Regions from separate parts of the Mus musculus genome. Here region 1 is linked to region 2. The links are chromatin contacts, found by Hi-C or POLR2A ChIA-PET in ENCODE. All regions are on one chromosome and are shown on one strand. The core of a region is the stretch at or near the end of the contact, and the rest is flanking DNA. Distances in the headings are between cores, read along the strand shown. Region 1 holds the start of Hmga2 (high mobility group AT-hook 2). Region 2 holds the start of 4930471E19Rik (a long non-coding RNA gene).

The links. A loop is a pair of places that touch in the nucleus more often than their neighbours do. ChIA-PET counts read pairs that join two places held with the same protein, here RNA polymerase II (POLR2A).
Region 1: POLR2A ChIA-PET joins it to region 2 with 12 read pairs in Patski. The contact joins the promoter of Hmga2 here to the promoter of 4930471E19Rik in region 2. A Hi-C loop is called at or near these places in 1 of 37 maps with a recorded cell type or tissue (Patski). POLR2A ChIA-PET finds 5 or more read pairs at or near these places in 2 of 5 experiments (Patski and embryonic stem cell).

Annotation. Positions count from the first base shown.
Region 1 is chr10:120,474,494-120,480,452 of GRCm38, forward strand. Hmga2 (high mobility group AT-hook 2) reads right to left here and starts at 1,976. Exons shown (of 5, transcript NM_010441.3): 1 at 1,460-1,976. The coding sequence starts at 1,570.
Region 2 is chr10:120,631,902-120,637,486 of GRCm38, forward strand. 4930471E19Rik (a long non-coding RNA gene) reads right to left here and starts at 4,206. Exons shown (of 2, transcript XR_003948971.1): 1 at 2,687-4,206; 2 at 1,230-1,306.

The sequences.
Region 1 (5,959 bases), core at 726-3,225, 160 kb before region 2:
AAACTCCCAGCCGCCTCCGGATCTCAATGCGTTTTCCTTTAGCCTTTGGGGGAGGGGTGCGATTAGTAGGATTCAGAAAACCTGGGTGGCTGGTGGGAAGCAAGGGGGTAGAGCGGAGACTTCCTGGGAGGTGTAAAACGGGATCCCAAAGCACTGTAAAGTGTCGCTAAGGGCAGAGCGGGAAATCTCGGCGGCCTCTAGATTAGTTTGTTTCCTTTGATGATTTCCCAAAAGGTACACTCCTTGTTTTTCTAAAACACACCAACAAACTTTCTTCGATTTCCCACCTAGCTCTACGGGGGCAATTTAGGACTATTTTCTAATCCGCCTATTGGCCCGAGGGAAGCGATTTAAAGCAAAAGAAAAAATGGGAAGTTTTTGGTTTTTTTTAAAGGCCGGGAAGGGAGTTTTACTGTTCTCAATAGACGCGTCCTTAGGCTTGGAAATTGCTGCGAACGTCCCAACCCCCTGCCCGCCCGCCCGCCCGCCCCCGGCCCTGGGCGCTGCGCACAACTCTGCAACAGCCGGCTTGCACTCTTAATTGGTTGCATCCGCAGACAAAACCCTCCATTCCGCGGGGTCCTGGGTGCCCCTCGACCGTCCCTTCCCAGCCCCCAGCCACTCGCCCAAGAGGAAGCTAAAACTTGGGCTGCTCAGAGGAGCGGGATCGAGGAGCCAAAGAGGGACCCGACTCCTGGCGGGGAAGCGACCCTGGCTACCGTGCACTTTCCTTCCAGAGCTCCCTGGGCGAAGCGCGTTTCCCGGGCCCGCGGGGGCCTGGGATCCTCCGGGATCCTTTCCCCGCCAGCCCCGGCGGCTGTAGCAGCTCGGCAGGCATTTAAATATCCTCGGGAGGAGCACCAGGCGGGCAGTCGGCTCCGCACGCGTTCTTTGTCGGGAGGGCGCGAGCCTTGGGCCATGGAGTGTGGGGAGGGCACCGAGGGGGCGGCCGCGGCGCATCAGCCTCCTACGGGAAGGCGGCCCCGAGAAGCCGGAGAAAGCCGCGGGTCTAAGAGCTTCGGACTCGCAGTCCTGCCCCTCCTGAACTCCCCAGTCCCCCCAGTCGCCAAAGCGGCTGACAAAGCGACGCTTTTATTCTTTGGGACCCCCGAGGCTCGATGCCCCCCCCCCGAGCCACGCCGCGCCGCTCCGGGGCTGCGCACAATAGCGAAAGTCCCTGTCCACGATTCGCGCGACCCCACCTCCACCGGGTGGCTACGGCTCGCCGCGGGACCCCAGCTCTTGGAGCCGGGGAGCGCGGGTACCCGGAGAGACTGCGCCGCGCACTCTCCAGGGGAACTCGGTCTCCCGCCCCACCTACACCCGGGTGGCAGGCGGGCTAGCTTGCGCTGCCGTAGCCGCTGCGCTCCCGCGCTCCGGTCGCCCGGCGTGTCGCGGGGCCCCGGGGGCAGAGGCGTCGCGGGTGGGCTGAGTGGCCCCTCCGCGTCGGCGTACTGACTTGCTGCTGCTTCCTGGGTCGGCCGCGTCCTCGCTTCTGTGGCACCGGGGCGGCAGGTTGTCCCTGGGCTGATGTGGACGGCTGCCCGGCGCCCTCACCGCGTGCGCTCATCCTGCCTCCCGCCGCCGCTACCACTGCCTCTACCGGTACCGCCGCTGCAGCCGCTCGGCCTCCGCCGCCCCGAATCCGCCCAGCACCTTTCGGGAGACGGGATGTAGAGAGCTGGAGAGGGCAAGAGCGGCGAGAGCAGGCGAGCTGGCGAGTGCGCCGGGGACTACTGCTGCTGCTTAGGCTGCCGCCGCTGCCACCATCAACACCGGACGTCCAGCGGCTGCCAAAAAGAGAGAGGGGAGGAGGAAGAGAGGAGGAGGAGAGGAGGAGGAGGAAAGGAGGAGGCGCTGCGGGCAGTGGGTGGCGGAGGTAGAGGTGGAGGTAGGGAGAGGAGGCGGGAAGCGAAGGAGAGGGAAGAGTTGGAGGCGGAGAGGGTTGCTCTCTCCGCAAAGGCTCGGGAGTTGCGGGTACTGGGACGCTCGGCAGCGGCTTGGAGAGGGAAGAGACTTGGAGTGAATTGTGTCCCTTGAAATGTTAGGCGGGGAAAGAATTCCGCCTCCTCTCCCCCACCCCAGAGGGAGAGAGAGGGAGGGGGGCGGGAAGGAGAGACAGAGACGCAGAGAGCCAGAGAGAGACACAGAGAAGAGGGACAGAGACAGAAACTCAGAGAGAGACAGAGACAAAGAGACAGAACGGGACAGAGATAGAGACTGACTAGTGCGGTCAGAAACCGAGGAGAGAGTGGAAGTTTCTGCCAGGATCCGGTAGGGCGCCCAGCTCAGCTCTAGCAAGGAACAGAGCAGTGGGTGGCACCGCGCCTCCTCGGGTGGCGGGGTCAGGCGGCGGCACTGCACAGATGCAGAGGGACAAGCTGCTGGCCTCTGCGCTCTGCACCCGGAGCCCAAGTTTTGCCCGTGCTGCAAGTTTTCAGAGTTCCTGCCCGGGATTCAAGAGGGATGAGTGTGTGCGTGCGTGTGCGTGTGTGTACACGCGCGCTCGCACTTGCGGAGGGGGTGGCGGGAACGGGGAGTGCCCACCTCTGATCGTGGGCGGATAAAGGGGAGGGGGCTGCAGGAGAAGCAAGAGGAGGGGGCAGGCCAGGCGGACAGCCGAGCCCAGGCGCCTGGCCGCGGGCCAGAGGCAGCGTTCGAAACACAACTGCCTCGAAGGCGGCGGCGCCCGGTTGCCACCCGGAGCCCCGGCTCACGTGCTCCCGCCAGCAGTGGGGTTAAAAAGACAGGGCCTAGGCTCTCCTGCCGGATCGCCGCTGGAGGCCACCCCTGAGCGGCTGTCCTAGGAAGGCGAAAGAAAATGACTATCTCAGAGTCACCCTGGAGAGCTTGGCTTCTACCTGTGCTTCCACCGAGGGTTGCCCGAAGTTTCCGGAAGCATTCAGGGTCAACCGCCGCTGTCTACTATTTCAGCCCCGGGAAAAGAGCGACCAAGGAGTCGGAGCGCCCCTTGCGACCCCCCCCCCCCCCCCGCTCCACTGAGAAATGCCCTCACCCCAGAGTGCACGGGCCGGCGCACAAACAAGCGTGCACAAAGATACACGGGCCCACGCGTGTGATCGCAGACAAGCTTGCACGAAAATTCATGTGTGCGCGCACACACACTTCACTGGCAAGCAGGCATGCAAACAAACCCGTGCTTAAGCACACACTACCAGACACACGATGGTGCCAGTAAGCACATTCGCAACAAAAGCACACACTTGCACACTATACACAGGAACACCGAGTGTGCCAGCTCCTTTATCGAGGTCCCCTCCCCCAGGACTGACTCCTGGAGCAGGCGCTGCACCCCCGTGCTGGGACGCCCATAACTCTATGGGATATTACCGATCACTTATCCTTCCACCGCACCAATTGCCTGAAGTTTGCCTTCATTTTAACCTTCTCCCTCAGAATTCCTTTCTGCCAAGTCCTAATTTTATAGCCTGGGCTGTTTCTAAGTTATGTGAACACCATCGTGGCCACAGTCAACTTTTTTGAAAGGCGTAAAACGTTCTAAAAGGCACCTCTTTCTCATCCTTGAATAACACAAATCTGAAAGGGGGAAGAAAGAAAATCTTAGGGTCAGATTTTCCCACATCGCACCCAAAATTGTGTTGGACTGACTCCAGAATAAAAATGTTCACCCAGTGAAGTTTTTTTTTTTTTTTCTTACAAAGATACGGAACACCGTGGAATAAAAACGCCTTCTTTACAGCCCTAACGCCGGGATCTAGGCTCTGCCAGGTTCCGTTGTACTTGAGGCACGTGTAAATGTCTGCTTGGGCGCGACTGTGCTGATTGGTCAGCGTTGCCGTTTTAAATCCGTTTCCAGCTGCCCTTTGCAGAGTTGGGACACTTCTCTGTACATAGAGTGCTCTGCAGGAACCGAGGGCTGGCGTTGAGTCTGGGAACGCTTAGCTCTGATGGAGAGGAAGAGACCCCCATACCTCCAGATGGAGCCCAGCAAATGAATACCGAGGGAGGGGTCTAACAGGAACCTAAGGTTTTGTCAGGGCTTGGCTGAAAGATGGTATCTTCATCAAAGGGACTGAAATTTCACATTCTCACGAGTGCACTGACATTTCCTAGCTGAGGAGTTTGCACATTTCCTCTGTGTGTGTGTGTGTGTGTGTGTGTGTGTGTGTGTGTGTGTGTGTGTGTGTGTGAGAGAGAGAGAGAGAGAGAGAGAGAGAGAGAGAGAGATTGTACATTTACTCTTTGATGCGTGCATTTTACACATGCGCATAATATGGGCTTCTGTTTTGATTCTTGTTTGATTGGCCAGAGGGACAGACTAAGTTCTAGGAAATGGATTTAAGCAAAAGTCACCCAGGATTTCAGTCAGCTAATTTTATGCTGAGAATCACATTATCTCCCTAGATTTGTATTTGTTTGTTTGTTTAAGGTACAAATGCTAGCAAGCATGAGATTCCAACCCCGGGTCGGGGTGGGTGGTGGCAGTGGAGAGCTTTGAACTGTTTTGTTGTTGTTGTTGTTGTTGTTGTTGTTGTTGTTGTGTGTATGTGCATGTGTGCTGGTTTTGGGTTTTTTGCTTGGTTGGTTGGTTGTGTCTTTTGGTTTTTGTTTTGTTTTTCACAATAACCTAGAATCTAAGAGAATCACATTTTTAAAAAGGGAAATCCAGCCAATTGTTTTCATTCCATTTTGTTCTCAGATTTGAGCTCTTTTGAGTTTATAGAAACCAGGATATAAACAAGTTTTTCCTTCCATTTTATCAAGTTAGCCTTATACATTGTTATTCTTTGATGCCTATAATCCTTTTAAGTTACTGTATAGTTTTGTTTTGGGTTTTTTTTTTTTCAGGCAAAGCATAAAACTTTGTTTTTATTTTTTAAATTATCAAGATTTTTATTATTGAGGTGCTATCTTTATATACCAGTCTTTTAATTAAGCTCAATGGCTATATTTTTTTTTGTCTTAAGGAAACATTTTTTTTTCTCACTCACATTTGAGAAGTTGAATCCCCAAATTTAGGTTTCTCAATCCTTTATTCACTTCCCTCTCTCTGTAGCATTCATTCCAGGTTGAGCTTTTCTGCGTGAAATCCCTTTCTCCTTCACCTGCTGTCAAATCGGGCATCAGCACCTTGGGTCACATCAACAAGTTTTCTACTGATCTGGGATGTGGGATTTAGACTGATGTTTAGCTCAGGCAAGCGCATTAGTGGTTGGTGAAACCCAATGAGAAGACTCAGAACTCGGTTTAAAAAAACAAATAAGATAATATAGAAAATTTGGGGCCAAGTACTTCTCATTTAATTCTGTGCACAAACATAATTGCTCTAAGATCTCCTGCCCCATGCTTTATAAATTTGGGTGCACCTGGGCAATGGTGGCACATGTCTTTGATCCTAACACTCAGAAGGCAGGCACAGGCAGATCTTCAAGGCCAGCCTGGTCTATAGAGCAAGCTCCAGGACAGCCAAGTCTACCGAGAAACCCTGTCTTGGGAGAATGTGGGGAGAAAAATAAAAGAAAAAGAAAAAGGAAAAAAAAAATTCGGTGCTGAGAATTCATAATGTCTGCTACGGTATATCAGGCAGAATCATTCTCATTTTAGTAAGACACTTGATACAAGGTATATCCTAAGTTTGCAGGCAGTGCTTGTTGATAGTGGGTCACAAGGAGACACTTTTTAACGCAACTGATCTGGGATGAATTTTAGCCCTAGCTTGACAACCTGTGTGACATTTAGTTCCCTCCACTTTCCTCATGATTATATGAAGATCGCATCTACAGTCCCAGAAGACAGATAGCATGTCCACTGCCTCATCGCTGTTTCTGTCTTGCTCATGTTGTCTAGATGTTATTTGGTTCATAGCAAGCTTCTGGTGATTATTCTTAATTCATTACTAAGGCAAAGGTCATCTTTTTTTTTTTTTTTTTTTTTTTTGGTTTTTCGAGTAGCCCTGGCTGTCCTGGAACTCACTTTG
Region 2 (5,585 bases), core at 2,956-5,455:
GACAGAGAGAGAAAGACCCCTTTGCCTGCTGGCAGTCAGTCCAGTCTAATTGCTGAGCTCAACGCTCAGCAAAAGCCCCTGTCTTGGAAACATAGACTAAAGCATGATGGAAGAAGGCACCAGATGTTGACCTCTGGCCTCTGCAGGGGCCCACACACATACAACAAAATTTAAATAATATATTGATATAGTTTTTATTAATATCTGTTCCTTGTGTGAACACTTTCTTGTGACTTGGCTTACAAAGCACATGACTAAGAGGAAAACAGGACTTACTCCATCCTTTAAGCCTTTTTTAAAATCCAGACTGCATAGCCAAGTGCTGTGTCAGATCCTTCCCTCCTCCCTCCTCCCTCCTCCCTCCTTCCTCCTCCCTCCTCCCTCTTTCTTCTCCCCACAAACATTTCTTGCATATCTTTGAGGTACTGGTATTACATTAGATTCTAGGAGAACCACGGGGAGACAGACACTGTGTGCTCTTACAGTCTCTGGTCCAGGGAGAAAGGAGGCGTGTGACACAGAGCTGAGTTCTGGGGCCTGCAGAAGGGTTCATAGAACCCAAGGAAAGTCTCTACAAGTTCAGGTAAATAGCACACTATGAATTTACATTTTGGAGTCCAGCTATGTGATTGGTGTTTTCATTACACTGTTCCTAAAATCAAGTCTGTGATTTTTCCAGTCAGATACCAAATCAAATTCATGAATTTCCAAGCACATACTTTAAGTGACAAAGCGACTCTTCGTTTGTAGATGGGAATGTAACAAGAGAGCTTTTCCCCAGCAGCCTCCACTGAGTCAGACAAAAGTCAAACCGTGAGTTTAGTTTATAAACGTTTCAAATCATAACCATACTCTTTTGTTCAGCCAAGCGCTTTAGAGTTTCTCTGGATAACTCAGAAGAATGGAGAATTTATACTGACTGGCTGATAAACCACGGGAAAGCATCGAACAGAATTTTATTTCATTCACGCAGGAAGTAAAGGCAAGAAAGCCTCGTGTCTATTTCTTTTTACGTATTAGGAAATTAGGACTCAGAGAGGTTAGAACTTAGTCCAAATTTGCACACAGGGCTCTTATTTAAAGCCAAGAATACTAGTGTCTCTGAATGGGACTCCTAATTTGGGTATGAGTGCCCTGACCATTTATTGAAAAACAAAGGCGCTTCTTTCTCCATTCCTAGCCTGTGTGGATTTATAGAGCCACTGCGAGTGAAAACAGGACTTATTTTCCCAAGCATCCAGCTGTTCTCCATTGCCTAATGCAGCAAGTCTCCGGCTCTCAAGCGATACTGGTCATTTTCCCATTCCTAGAAAAAGACAGTAGTCATTTCTTAAACCAGTGTTCTTTTTCCTCAGCCTTTCATCCCGACCATCAGCTATGAGGGTCACTGGGGCTGTTTAATACTGCCGTGAGTAACGCTAACCAGGGTTTCTAAGACTCTGGACAGCCACAGCTCCAGATCATAAGTTTAAAATAGTGGTCGAGATCCTTTCAACTCCAGCACGAGCTCACAGCTCCTATTAGGGTTCAGTGTCCTTTCCCTGTGTGGTGACTTGAAGTTCCTAGCCCAAGGTCAAGCATGGAGGGGAATTTAGCAGAGCATCCAGCTAGTTGCATATTGTGTACAGGATGCACTTTGCTCTGGACCACCTCTGGGCTTCGTGCAAGTAGTAACCTTGTTTCCATCTCTTCCTTCTTCTGTCTTCAAATGTGACCATTTGTATTCTTCAAATGGTTTTGATACTTTGATAGATCCCCTAGCTAGTATGTGTGTATTCTTTTAATCTCCCCTGTTGCTACCCCCGTACCTGAATGCTGTGGGTATTAGCACAATTCCCTCAAAACCCTCCCCCTCCCAACCCCAACCCCCTCCTTGCCTCCGTATTTCTGAGTTTCCAACACAGTTTAAAATAATGCTTACTGGATAGGACTGTGGTGAGTTTTAAGTGAGTTCATACAGAAACTCCCCAGGATAGGGTAAGCAGTTAACAGATAATATTCAGGAGCATTTCCCAACCAGCTTACAGTTCTGGAAACTGACGTTCATATGGTGTTACAACCAGGACAATCGTAATCCAGACCCAACCATGTCTCCAGGGTCTAAAATGTTCTCTGCCACTAGGCCCCACCACCTCCATGTTCTATTCTCATTCAAACGCGCCACCCTCTCAAATGGCCATCCTCATTTGTGGCCCAAGAATACCCTCTAAATGAGAGGCCACATTGACAACCCCCTCCCCCCATCGACAGTGCAGAGCTGCACATTTAAGACAGAATCTGTCTGCAGGTAATTTCAAATATATGAGATATGATATTCTTGTGTCAGTTGCCTTAACAATTGGTGATATCCTGTGCCAACAATTTGCCATTATCTACTTGCCCTGGGAGACTGGGGGGGAATCCCTGCAGGAAAGTCCTACCTGTGGTGAAGATTCTTAACACCACAAAGATACAAGACAAACTCAGCCAGGGCAAAAGGTCCTTGGGTCAAACTCAGCAGAAAACAAGGCCAAATTTCCAGGAGCCCTCACTAAGGCGTATCCCTTAAGATGGGTCCATTTCTATGGCAATAAGTTCTGACAGCAAATAGGAAAGAGGGGGTTGTCAGGGAGCCCCCCCCCCCACAGGACTTGGTGCCTAGGTGCTTGACTGTGGGCCTTTCACACAGACCCTACCCAGCACTTACCGAGATTCCAGCCTGGAGACTCCTTTCTCTATTCCTTTTGGTACTCTGAGCACAGGTGTTCAGTCTGAACCAATCCTTATGCAGTTGACACACCATGGCGTTCTTCTCGGTTGTGGCAAATGCTAGGCACAAGGCCGAAGCTCCTTTTCATTGATTCAGAGGGGGGTTAGAAAGAGATAAACATTCACACCAGTGAGTTAGAAAGAGATAAACATTCACACCAGTGGGTTAGAAAGAGATAAACTTTCACACCAGTGGATTTTTTTTTTTTTTTTTTTTTTGTGGCTAGAAATAATACAGATGAGCCCTACCCAGTGAGCCAGAGACCAAGCCCAGGCCACCTCCCTGAGCAAGACTGCTCCTGGACTTAAGTAAGGTCAGTTCACCCTGCCAGCCCAAGGGCTGGAACTGCGGGGCTTCTCTCCTGAGTCTAAAGCTCACCAAACTACTCTGTACATTTCGGAATCACTGTTGGTGATTTGCAATCCTGTTAGTTGGTGTCATATACATACATACATACATACATACATACATACATACATACATGTGTGTAGATAGATAGATCAAAAGATATAGATATGTATCTTTCTGCATATATGCTCATCCTACTGGATCTGTTTCTCTAGACCCTGATCCCCTGCCCCGCCCCCCCAGGCCCAGTTTTCCCAGGTATCAGCCAAGGCTTGCATGTTGCTTTTGCAAGAATAGCAGCAACCTTGAGAGAAGTCTCCCTCTGCCCCACCAGTTGACTCTTTCCTGCACATCACAGACTTTTATGCTAGTAGAAGTCACGTGGTCGTTAAACCAGGGAGCAGCCGAGCCCACAAACAATCATGAAGTTGAAGAAAAAACACAGGAGAAGAACTTATGTCGGAGTTGAGGCAGCTGGCACAGGCCCCAGATTCCTGGCTTTTCTGAAGTAAGGGACATTCAGTGAAGACTCAGGAGTGTCATGGCTAATTGAGGAGACTGGAAAAGGCCAGAAACTCTGCCATTCCTTAGAGGAAGATGCGGACTTGATTTCCTGTATCCCTAGAGTTAGGCTGGTACCTGTTTAGTGTCACTAATAGGCTATAGCCAGTGTGACATTGTGGATGTTCTAGAAAGGTGCTCTAAGAGGCAGGATACTTTTGTTTTTCTCCTCTTAGGACCCTTGAATAGCTAGCTATGTGATGATGTGTGAGAGCCCAGGTGGAGAAACAGATAGGGGTTGGGGGAGACCTGCCAGTCACAATAGCGTCAGCTGTCCCAGATGTGGTGACATACTGCTAAGTAAAGCCACCGTGTCTTAGCTAGAAGTCGGCCTCAGAGGAAGCTCTGGGTAAAGACAAGGACATTGGAGGAGTGTCCTGCAGGACCCCACCCAGATAACGGAACCATGACCAAACAATACACCGAGGTGGCACAAAGCCAGTAACTGTGGACATCCGACTTCACAGCGGTAGATAACCATTACAGCCTGGCAGCTGGGGCAGACGAAGCACAGTGGCTTCCCTGTAATGATGGAGCCCAGAGTGAGAGGCAGGAGGAGAGCGACATCTGAGCAGAGGCATCAGGGCTGCTCGAATCTTCTCCTGCCAGTTTTCCACTGTTTCGCAACGCTGATGTGTGTCACCTCGCAGCGAAAACAATCTGTACCCTTCCGAGTTAGGCACTGCCCCTGAGTCTCTTCCAGACCTCGTCAGACCTCAAACCAAGGTCTGTGAGCAGGGGAGATCCCAGACACAGTGAGTCATGTTTGTCTTCTGTGTGCTGAAGGCCTGGCACAGACTTAGATCACCACTGACCTGTGGTCTGCAGCTTGTTTCTTCACCGGGAGCCAAAACACAGTGCATAGCCTCATCTCCAGCCAAGTTCTCAACACGGGCCCGGGTGTCTAGGTGCGGGTGCCAAATGTGCCTGCGATGAATCCAGCAATGTAATAATAATTACCCCACAGCCAGTCTGGCTGATTTTCTGGACAGCACCGTTGAGCTCCTTAATTATAGCAGTTAAATCTAGACACGCATATTCAGGCACTGAATACTTAATTTATAGCATAAGGAGAGAGAATCCACCCACCCATTCACTTAACAACACGGGTGCACCACTTTGCCGGTCACAGATATATCAGAAGCCATGCTTCCTGCACCCTGAGATTGCTTTTGCCGTCTCTCCCAAGAGGCAGGAATCAAAGGCACTGCGGTCAAGGTAACAAATGAATGACTAGTGTAACAGAGACGAAGAAGGTGAGATGAGAGTTGAACAGAGGGAGACACCACGGCTGGCCAAGGGAAACAGAGCCTGGAAAGATTTCTTAAAAGTGTCATTTGTCACCTCCCCACTCCAAGTTTAAAAGCTGCACACGGTTATTAGCTATATGACCCTGTGCAAATCATAAATTTTCTTACATCTTAGTTTGCTTATCTTTGAAAGGGGATGGTTTGGGCTAACTGATCTCAAAGGTGCTTTCTGTTCCAAGGGCCTGGAATACATGATTTTTTAATGAGAAGACCCAGCAAAATGTATAGCCATCCATCCTTTCTACAACCAGAGTAACTTTTTAAATCTAAAGAAGATAATGTCTCCCATGGCTTAAACCCCTTCCGTGGCTGCATTTACAACCTCTCCTGATGATTTGTGCTCACAAGCACGGGGGAAGGGAGGGTGGGGGGCTGCCTGTGCTCTCAGCACCCCTGACTCCATGTCCTCCTCTGGCCTGCACCCATTCACCCAGAGGCCTCTCTCCCTTCAATGAATATAGGATTTGTGATTTTTCAGGATAGTTGTGCTCCAGTCCCCGTCCCCGTTCCCTTGCCCCACCACTCTCTCTGAGCCAGGCAGCTTGGAAGTGGAGAACAGTACCTCCCAGGAGTCCTGGCAGGGCCAACAGCTGCCAGAGAGCAGGGAAGGGGAGTCT